2 separate regions of the Homo sapiens genome follow, and region 1 is linked to region 2. Evidence: read pairs that join two places in POLR2A ChIA-PET (ENCODE). Cell type or tissue: HCT116. All regions are shown on one strand. Links, peaks and the distances in the headings refer to the core of each region. The heading gives the core; the rest is flanking DNA. Region 1 overlaps HORMAD2 (HORMA domain containing 2). Region 2 has its middle 28 kb from the start of LIF-AS1.

Region 1 (5,304 bases), core at 305-5,304, 89 kb before region 2:
ATGTATATTCCAGAAAAACAGGGACCTTTTCTGTCTTGTTCACCGCTGTGACTCCAGTGACTGGCACAAAGTAGACATTCAATACAATATTTGTTACATGAATGAATGGTTTCTCAACTGTTTCCACTGTTGTTTACCTAGTTTGGTTAGATATTTGACTCTGTGATTTTGTTTTTCCAGCTTTAAAATGGTAATAATAGTATCTTTCATCTAATTTATTTTTAGCATGGAGGAGAAAAACTAGGTTGTCTTTATATTTGGAAATATTACTCTTGAATAATGTGATACTGTGAAACAAACAGCTATATAGGAAGTACAGTAGATATACAGTGAAAATGTTCCTTACTTATGATCAGGTAAGATTCTGGATTTCTTTTCTAAATTCTTTTTTTTCTTTATTTCCTTTGGTTTTTGTAGAAGGTGACTGAGATGTACCAGTTCAAATTCAAATACACGAAAGAAGGAGCCACTATGGATTTTGACAGGTAGAATCTAACTGCTTAATGAACATGAGAAATAAATAGGATTGAGGTAAACATAAGCTTCTTGAGGCCAGAGAAAGGCCTTATACTTCTTTACACATTTCCCCACAAACCCTACAGAAAACCACTATTATAAAAAGGGGCTGCAACAATTGTTTACATTCCTGAAATCCATGGATTAAGCTGGTGGGAATAGAGAAAATGGCATGCAGCACAAAGGTAGAAATTATGTCAATAAGGTTGCCTACACGCTATTGATTGAATAACTCCATAAGGCTCTGTCTAGCCATTAATTCAAAGTTTCTCAACTGCTATGCCTAGATAGCGATCCTTTCCACCTCGATATAGCCAGCCTGTGCCTAGGGTAGATAATACCCTTGGACTATTTGCCCGTATGCACAAATATTCTCATTTGCTTACCCCAGTATGTCATATAAATATCATTTCCTTGTGTCCTTGTATGAAAAGATTAGAAAGCACTGCAGTTTCCTTATGAAGTCGAAAATTCCAAGTTTTAGGTTACTAATGGGTTAAATAGCAAACACAAGGACATTGAAGAGCAACGTTTATTTTTCTCCCAGTAGCTTTTGGATTCAGACCTGCCAGGGGGGATGGAGAGCTAAGTATTGCTGATGAGATGGCACAGTAGTGGAAGGTACAGATGATGGTGAAAAGCTCTGGATAGTAGAGGAATCCAAGTAAGGGGGATGGATGCCCTTGAAAGGAAAGACTGATGAGAGACATGGCCTAATTTTCAATTTTCCCTACTATTAGCTCTGGCTCATCATTTGCCATGAGCTTGAGGACTTTTCTCCAAGATTCACTCCCTTGATTATCCTTCCATTTGTAAAACCTACAGACAGCACTAGAATGTGAAGAGAAAATCAGTTCCAAAAATGAGAATTAAAATATTACCTTTTATTAGCTAACATTTGTATAATACTTTACAGCTTATACAGCAGCACTTTTCATACACGTTTTCTCACATAAAAAGTTACCTTTACTCTCCAAAACTCAAAAATATACACTGATGGCCAGATTAAACTCTTTTGTTCTGAAGGCACATATGCCAAGAGGTAAGCTGTAAAACAAAAATGGCCAAATCTTTCACATGCTAAGGAGAGAAGGTGATGCATATTATTAATTTCCTAGAGAAGAAATATAGGCATTTGTTTAAATGGGAGTCCTGAATATGATTTTACTGATGTGTCCTGGAGGCTCCCATGAGCTACATATCTATAGCCCTTCATTCTGGTTACCTACATTTGAATTGGTTAAATCCTGGTTGGCAGAATTTTAAGTTGTTCAAAATTGGAAAAGGAGCTAATGTATTCACTTAATAAATGTTTGCTTCATGAATTCACACTGTCTCCAAAGATCAGTTAGGGAAAAATCCAACATTTCAATTACTTAGGGTTATTTTTCATATTAAGAGCTAACTATGTGCACAGCCATGTGTAAATATATTATAGTCATGGTCCCTCCTGGAAACTACTCAAATGTGAGACTAATTGTGGAAGGAAACTTTGGAGATAAATGAACAAAGTTTAGAATTGGAAGGTAATTTAGTCCAAATTGTTCATTCATTCATTAATTCAACAAATGTTGATTGAATAGCTGGGCACCAAACTCTGTACTGTGGAGATGAAAGATATAGCCACTCACAGTCTAGAGAAGGACAAATAGTTATCCTGAGGATGAGATGAGGGTATTATCAGAGAAGACTTCTTTGAAGAGTCTGCGCATGAGCTAGGTATTAGAGGATAAATTTAGGACAGTCAGGAAGAAAAGTGGAAAAGCACAGTACAAGCAAAGTGAACAGCATATGCAAATACTTTGAGTGAGAGGAAACTGGGCAATAGCTGCAGATGAGGATGGAGGTGAGGATATGACGGGTTGTGAAAGGAATTGTATACACACTGTCTTTGAATTTGATTGAAAACTGATGGATATAATAGAAGAATTCTAAGTAAGAAGGTGACATGAACAGATTTTCCTATTAGTAATATTATTTCAGCGGTGATATGGAGAATATTTTGTAGTGTGGACAAGAAGGAAAGCAGGAAAAATAGTTAGATAGCCACTGTAGTAATCAATGCAAGAGTGAGGAAGGGATACTTTTGCGAGATAATCAGACGGTAGAAAGTCCCAGAGCTGGTGATTGATTTTATGCTTGAGAGTTGTAGAAATGTCTTTACGCTTATCTCACAAATGAGCTAACTGACCTAGAGTGTGTCTAAATGACTTGACCAAGGTCATTCAGCTAGTTATCAGCAGAGCTGATATTAGATGCCAGGTCACCTAATTCCAAATTCGTTGTTCTTACTGTTGTGGTATATGATTTTTTTCAAATCAAATTTTTAAAAAGATCGTATTTTAAATGCTTTTAGGGAATTTGCTACTTAAGAAATTCTTTGTATATACATTGCAAAAAGTACCATCGCTCCCCTAATTTACATTCTAAAAAAGTCTCAAAATATACTAATGTTTAATTTATATTTACTCACATAGTCAAAAGTTTTGTTCCTTTTGGGATAGATTGCCACTATTGTATATGATCAAAAAGTATGCTTTTTTTTCTGTGTAGTCATAGCAGCAGTACAAGCTTTGAAAGTGGAACAAACAATGAAGATATTAAGAAAGCCAGTGTTCTACTGATCCGTAAATTGTATATACTGATGCAGGACCTTGAGCCACTTCCTAATAATGTTGTACTTACTATGAAACTCCACTACTATAATGCAGGTAGGTAGAGAACTTTAGGCAAATTCCTCCTTAAGTGCTGAGCTAATATTTTCTATAAGTAAAAGGATTTTGCAGGCATCTGAAAGAGAAGTCTGTTGCTACACATGAAAGATTAATCGGATTTGTTGTATTGAAACTCAGTTTTCATGGCTTTTTGCCCTTTTCATTTCGCAGTGACCCCACATGATTACCAACCCCTCGGTTTTAAAGAAGGGGTAAATTCACACTTCCTGCTGTTTGACAAGGAGCCTATCAACGTGCAAGTGGGATTTGTCTCCACTGGCTTTCATAGCATGAAAGTAAAAGTCATGACAGAGGCTACAAAAGTGATTGATTTGGAGAACAATCTGTTTCGGGAGAACAGCACTACTGAGATCGCCCATCAGGGTCTAGACTGTGATGAGGAAGAAGAATGCAATGACCATGTAAGGCAAAGCTTTAGAGATTTTCTATCGTGTCAGTTAAACACAATTGATATTTTTCAGTTTCTACCCAGGGCATGCACGTGGAGTGTGCCAGCTATAAAAACTGAAACAAAACTAGTCTCTGACATCAAGGAGTTTTTAATCTAAAAAAGTTTAATCTTCTAAAAGGAAATATACTTTATCAGATGAAATTGTCCATAACTAGGAGGAAAAAGATTTTCTAATATATTTATTTTATTAAAGATATCATAAATTTAGAAAATTTGAGGTTTTCTTTCCTTTATTTGTAAATGACATAATTTTAGGGTTGAAAAATATTCTAGGTATTTATTCATACTCATTGGAAGTATAAATCAGTTCTTGATACTGAGATAATTGGATGGGAGGAGTTGGGGAAGATAAATTTTATGGATAAACCCGAGTCAGCGTGAAAACAAATAATAGTTAACTTCTGGTTATGTGGAGGAAGACAAGCTTTGGGGCTAACTCACTGGGGAAAGTCAGGGGGTTGGTGGGGTTGGAGCTAGTGGAGCCAAACAGTCAGGTCTCTGATCCCTTTATCCTCCCATTTCCACCAATAGAGACTTGGAGTTAGATTCTTGCTAGGGTCCCATTATGCCCTAGGTAACTCCACACCCTTAACTGGTGGTTGTCTGGATAATAATGTTAACTGTATGACAACATTGTGTTAAAAGGGTTCTGAGTTAGACAAAAAATTTTCAGTAGGAAGGGATGCTATAAGATCTTTTCAGGAGATATTTTAAGATTAGAATGATAACTTGTTTGCTTAAGATAATTTGAGTCTTATTTAAAGATAGGTGACTGTACTAGGTAACTTCTGAAGGTTCCTTCTAGTTCTTTAACTCTGTATTATGTTTAATACATTGAAAAGAGGTTCTAGTTGTTCTAGTTTTAATTCAATTAATGTAAATAATATAACCAAACAAGTAACAGATTGTTTTTAAATTTTTAGTGCTTTCTCGATGTTAGACATAAAAATGACTTTGGATTTTGGTGCAATTTTCCTCTTCCAATTTCACCCAAGGAAGATATAGCTAACATAGAAAGGGGAAAAAAAATGAAGGTTAAGAAAAGAATGTTTCAGCTAGTTTTTTTTGTTGTTGTTCTTGTTGTTTTTGAGACAGGGTCTCGCTCTGTTGCCCAGGCTGAAGTACAGTGGTGCAACCATGACTCACTGGTGCCTCAGCTTGCCAAGGAATCCTCCTACCTCAGCCTCTCGAGTAGCTGGGACTATAGGCACATGCCACCACACCTGGCTAATTTTTTATTTTTTAATTTTTTGTAGAGACAAGGGTCTCACTGTTACCAGGGCTGGTCTTAAACTCCTGGGCTCAAGCAATCCTTTCACTTTGACCTCCCAAAGTGCTGGGATTACAGGTATGAGACACCACACTGGGCCTCAGCTAGGTATTTATTTATTTATTTATTTATTTATTTATTTATTTAGGGAAAGAGTCTTGCTCTGTTGTCCAGGCTTGAGTGCTGGAGTGCAGTAGTTGATCACAGCTCACTGCAGCCTTGACCTTCTGGGCCCAAGTAATCCTTTCAGCTCAGCCTCCAGTGTAGCTGAAACCATAGGTGTGCGCCACCACACCCAGCTTATTTTTTATTTTTTTTAGAGACAGGGTCTC
Region 2 (5,379 bases), core at 204-5,203:
GATGAGCAGTGTGGGGGAGGAAACAAACTAGGTCTATGATGGAAATTAGGGGAATGGGGTTCCTTTAAAATGAAATCAAACTCCGAGAGCTGCGTGCTGCCTAAATGTGTCACCTCACTGCCCACTGAACACACCATATTTTTCTGCCTCACTGCCTCAGTTCCTGTAATCTCCCCATCCGGGTTCCTTTTTCCTCCCACCTTTCCAGAGTCTGTGCTGCCCACCCCGCCATCCAGAAACTTCCTTGCCCACTTAGGGCTCTGCCCTGTGGATATAAGGTCACCTTCTCATCTCTCTCCCTTCCTATGGGAAGCATAGTTATCTCATGCACCAAGGCTGCGTGAGAATTCCCTCTGACACAAGGGCCCCAGAATCTTTTATTTTGGTGCCAGGCACTGGGGAGATGCAAAATAAATAGTTCTTTAGCAAATGAGCATCCCCAGACTCTGGCTGACTGTGGAAGGTCTGGAGAATGAGCAAAGAAATCGCGTTTAAGAAATGCTCAGTGCAGGAGCCAGCCTGGACCGTGTGGATTCAGGAGGTCCACATCACATGCACGCTGTTCAGGAAGGAGGAAGGGCTAAGGGTAGGAACTGTTTGATCAGCCCCTCTTCCGGAAGCTCAGGCCCCCAGATGTTGCCTTGATTACCTATCAAAATGAGCAAATGCCAGATTCACCCAAGGCTTCGCTGACGCAGGGCACTGGAGAGAGAAAAACCACTGAGCTGATTATTTTGGCTTTATCCACCACATCTGTTTCAGCTCAGCATCTCTGCTTGTCATCTTTAAAGAGATGGCTGCAGCGTTACAGAATCTTAGAGCTGGAAATGGCCTTGGAAGTCCTCACATCTCTCCACCTCCTTTTGCAGATAAGGGTCATGTCGCTCAGAGGCTGTGACTCACCCCCGGCCACGTGGCCGGTAGGAGGCCCAGCTGGGCCCGGAAAGAGGACCGTGGTTCTCAGCTCCCAGGCCGGAGCTTTCCCCGGTTTTCCAAGCTTCCTCTTGGATCACACCAAGTCGTTTCCCCATTCGCCTCCGTTAGGCCTCACGAGTGAGAGAAGCTAGCCATGGCCCTTTCTCTCTCACTTCCCTCACTGCCCACCGCCCCCAAAAAAGGGAGAGATTCTCTTCCAGAACCAAACAGCGATGTTTTTTTTCCTCAACCGACGTCCTGTACCCTCCAAACTAGGCCCATCTCCAGGAGCACAGGCGCCTACACTCATACAGTGACTGAAAGAATGTCATCCACCCTCCCATCAACTCTGGGAACCAAGAGGCCATTTCTCAGCCACTGCACATGCCGAGGAGTCAGAGGGACTCGATTCTGCCCTGACTTGTCACACTCTCCTTGGCCAAGGCCTCCCCAAGGCATCTCAACCCCATTTTTCTGAGCCCCCCTGTTGACTGTGACCTTCCGTGCAGGCTGAGTTAGCAGGCTCTCTGGAAGGTGCTTCATGTCCATTCTGGAAGGGAGAGATTATTATCCCTACCCCCTCCCACTTTTTAGAAACAGGTATAGAAATTGAGGCTCAGCGAGGTTAAGTTACCTGGCCATGGTCACCCAGCTAGTCAGTGGTAGAGTCAGAATTCAAACCCCCACAAGGCTTCCTGTGTGCCTCAAAGGAGCTAGAGGCAGCTCAAGATGTCCCTGCATGCACGCTCAGTAACAGCACCTCAGTGCCCTGCCCGAGTGCCTGAAATCCCCTCATTGGAGTCATCTCTCAGGTGACCCCAGCCTCAGGTGGCTAGCCATTCCTTCCTGATGGAAAAGACTGAGGATGGCCAGGCACGGTGGCTGAAGTCTGTAATCCCAGCACTTTGGGAGGCCACCTGAGGTCAGGAGTTCGAGATCAGTTTGGCTAATATGGTGAAACCCCGTCTTTACTAAAAATTAAAAAATTAGCCAGGTGGCATTGGGCACCTGTAGTCCCAGCTATTCAGGAGGCTGAGGTGGGAGAATCGCTTGAACCCAGGAGGTGGAGGCTGCAGTGAGCCGAAATCACGCCACTGGACTCCAGCCTGGGTGACAGAACAAGCCTCCGTCTCAAAAACAAAAAAAGACTGAGGATAAGTGGGAGGGGAGGGTATACAAGAAGACCCTTGGCAAAGATTTGATGATCACAGGAATGGTCTGAGGCTTGACAGCAAGGCCCAGAGAGTTTGGGAGGGCTCAGGGTTGACATGCGGAGAGGAGGAGGAGGAGGAGAGAGGTCTCCAAGGCAAAGCCTGGAGGTAGGTGGGGGCAGAACATGAGGGCAGCAGCAGGAAGGTAAAATGGGTGCGGAGGACAGCAGGTTCCTCCGCTTTGAGGAATCAAAGCCCTCAGGGGCTGGCTCTGGGCAGGGATTGGTTTTGGGGCGGAAGGTGGAAGGGCCGGCGTGACTGGGAGGCATTAGTCAGCAGCGGAGCTTTATGAAAGGAGGGATTGTCCAGAGCCTCCTTACTCACCGGGCCAACTGGGTTGTCCCCAGAGCCCGGGGAGCTGGGCTGTTATCAGAAGGGGACCGGGAATTCTGTGCCGCTCACTGCCCAGGTTGAATGGCTGGGGCCACAGGGGCCAGGCGTGGGGCCCCCGTCCAGCCTCAGCGGCTGTGACTCACAGCCCTCAGCTGAGTTTCTTCATTTTCCGCTGTCCCTGGGACAGTGGGACCAGAGCCCTGGTGGGAGGCCTGACTCCCCTCTCTTGTAATAGAGGAGACCTACGGCTGATTCACAGGAGCCTGCCCCCGGCATCACCCCAGCTGACCCACTGATGCACCCCGTCTGAAATCCACGGAGTTGCAGGCATGCCTGGAAGACCCCGAGCATTTATTCATCTCTTCCTCCTTCAGTCATTCGCACAGTCATTCTTTTTATGGTTGTGTTTTTCCAATCTTTATGATTTTTTTTTCCAATGGCAAAAGTAATCTATTGAATATTAGATTCAAAAGGAATGAAATTCTGATATATGCTCCCATGTGAGTGAACTTGAGGATATTATGTTAAGTGAAATAAGCCAGACACAAAAGGACAAATACTGTGTGATTGCACTTATACGAGTCAAATTTGTAGAGACAGAAAGTAGAATAAATGTTGCCAGGGGCTGGGGAAGGGGAAAGGGAGAGTTAGTGTTTAATGGGGACAGAGTTTCACTGGGGAAGGTGGTGGTAGCGGTTGCAACATTGGGAACGTACTTAATGCCACCGAACCATACACTTAAAAATGGTTCAAATGGAACATTTAATGTCACGCGTATTTTACCGTAATAAAGAAAAACAAAAAGTGATCTATTGTTCAAACAATATATAAAAGATAAAACATAAAAGTAGATGACTGGGCTCATAATTACCCTCATTTCTCACCCTGTTACCAGTTTGGAATATCTGCTTTCGAACCTTTTAACGTCCCCACGCAATCGTGTATGTGTGGGCAAATATAGGCCCTGAGGGAGGAAGGGAATGTGATCTCCAGGTGCCAGACACATGCTCCTCATCCCTGTCTCTTTGAAGGACAATGTCATGCCTGCATCCCCAGGTGCCCAGTGGCAAGGTCGCGCATGAACAATCACCGCCATCCAGCGATGTCTTAGAGGTGTCTGGCTCGGTGCTAAGCCCTTTCACATGCATGAGCTCAATCCTTACACCAGCGTCGTGAGGAAGGTATATCTTGATGCTCACTTCAAAGTCCATTTCAAGGCCAGGTGCAGTGGCTCACCCCTGTAATCCCAGCACTTTGAGAGGCTGAGGCAGGATTGCTTGAGCCCAGGAGTTCAAGACCAGGCTGGGCAACATAGTGAGACCCTGTCTGTAAAAAATTAAAAATTAGCGGGGCATGGTGGTGGTGGTGTGCTCCTGTAGTGCCAGCTACTCAGGAGGCTGAGGTGGGAGGATCACCTGAGCCCAGGAGTTCGAGGCTACCGTGAGCCATGATCACAGCACTGCACTCCAGCCCAGGCAACAGAGTGAGACCCTGTCTCAAAAACAAAAAACAGTCCAGGCTGGGCTCAGTGGCTCACGCCTTATAATCCCAGCACTTTGAGAGGCCAAGGTGGGCGGATCACCTGAGGTCAGGAGTTCGAGACCAGCCTGGCAAACATGGTGAAACCCCGTCTCTACTAAAAATACAAAAATTAGCCAGGTGTGGTGGCATACACCTGTAATCCCAACTACTCGGGAGGCTGAAGCAGGAGAATTGCTTGAACCCGGGAGGCGGAGGTTGCAGTGAGCCGAGATCACGCCACTGCACTCCAGCCTGGGCAACAGAGCGAGACACCATCTAAAACAACAACAACAACAAAAACCCAGTCCATTTCATAAATGAAGACTCAAAGGAGGCAAAGCAGGGATGACCTGTGAGATTGTCAGGATTTGCAGAGATGCCTCTGCCATCATGTGCCCCAATCCTCAGCAGAGGGAGGCACTTGCACACTTTGTAGCAATCCCTTCATTTCTGGCTTCCCTGTTGACTGTACATTCCTAGGGAGAAGGATTATGCCAGCTTGTTCCCCGCTTGGTCCTCCACAAGCCTCGAGCACAGTAGGTGTTCAACAAATATTTGTGGAAAGAATGCTTCTCATTCATTTCTCTGTTTGATCTTCTCCCACACTCCTGTGAGGTAGCAAATTAGGCAATATGATTGCTGCTGCTGTTAGTCATCTGGTTAGCAGGCGAGATGGGGTGACTTCCTCTGGGTCACACGGCCAGGACCTGCTGAGCTGGTCTCAGGCTCCTGGCTCCCCTCCCAGGCCTTTCCAACCCTGTCATGAGGACCTTGGCTCCTGTGCTTAAAAAACAAAGATATTAATTGGGAGGAGGAAGCCTTTGAGTCATTACCAGCAACAATAATAATAATTACAATCCTTCTCCTTGTAACCTTTACCTCATGTAATCCCCACTTCCATAGCACCAGCAAGGGAGGTGCTATTATTATCTCTAATAGATTGTTCTGCAGCTAGACAGAGAGGTTGAGCAACTTCCTCAACATCACACAGCTACGAGCAACAGAGCAGAGATTCAGACCCCATCTGGTTCCAGAGCCCATAAACCACAAGTTACAAATATTGTAATCCCAAGTGGCATCCTCCACCGCACCCAGACAGACTCACAGCGCGTGTGGGCTGCGTTTGGTGAGGGAGAGGCTGAATGGAACATCCATGTATTCTCTCCTGCATTCATTCATTCACTCTCACTTAGTGAGCATTCGCTGAAACCCACCTGGGCGCCCTGCCAAGCGTCTGGCCCTAGGACACAGCAAGAGCAGGATGGTGCCCTTTCTGCCCCCAGGGAGGCTTTGGCCAGGTAGGAAAGGCAGATATCACTGTGCAATTCATTGCTTCATTAGAGCAAAGATGAGTGCCACCGGGGAGGAGGGATAAGCCTCTGTCTGCCTAAACCCAGGG

The links. ChIA-PET counts read pairs that join two places held together with the same protein. Peaks named below come from ENCODE experiments on the same cell type or tissue, not always from the same donor. Only the 100,000 strongest peaks of a DNase experiment are listed, where the experiment ranks them.
Region 1: POLR2A ChIA-PET joins it to region 2 with 15 read pairs; 5 of 35 experiments call an interaction of 5 or more read pairs at or near these places.

Annotation. Positions count from the first base shown.
Region 1 is chr22:30,118,563-30,123,866 of GRCh38, forward strand. It overlaps HORMAD2 (HORMA domain containing 2), which reads left to right. Exons shown (of 11, transcript NM_152510.4): 8 at 418-485; 9 at 3,070-3,227; 10 at 3,402-3,652. Among named protein-coding and RNA genes, the nearest start is that of HORMAD2, 41 kb to the left of the region's middle. In HCT116, for the core only: no CTCF peak of the experiment used is centred there; no DNase peak of the experiment used is centred there.
Region 2 is chr22:30,208,122-30,213,500 of GRCh38, forward strand. No RefSeq gene overlaps it. Among named protein-coding and RNA genes, the nearest start is that of LIF-AS1, 28 kb to the right of the region's middle. RefSeq lists an enhancer at 4,399-4,693. In HCT116, for the core only: a CTCF peak has its summit at 4,402 (motif pointing right); DNase peaks (open chromatin) are centred at 2,410 and 4,620; H3K4me3 peaks cover 2,042 bases; H3K27ac peaks cover 5,000 bases.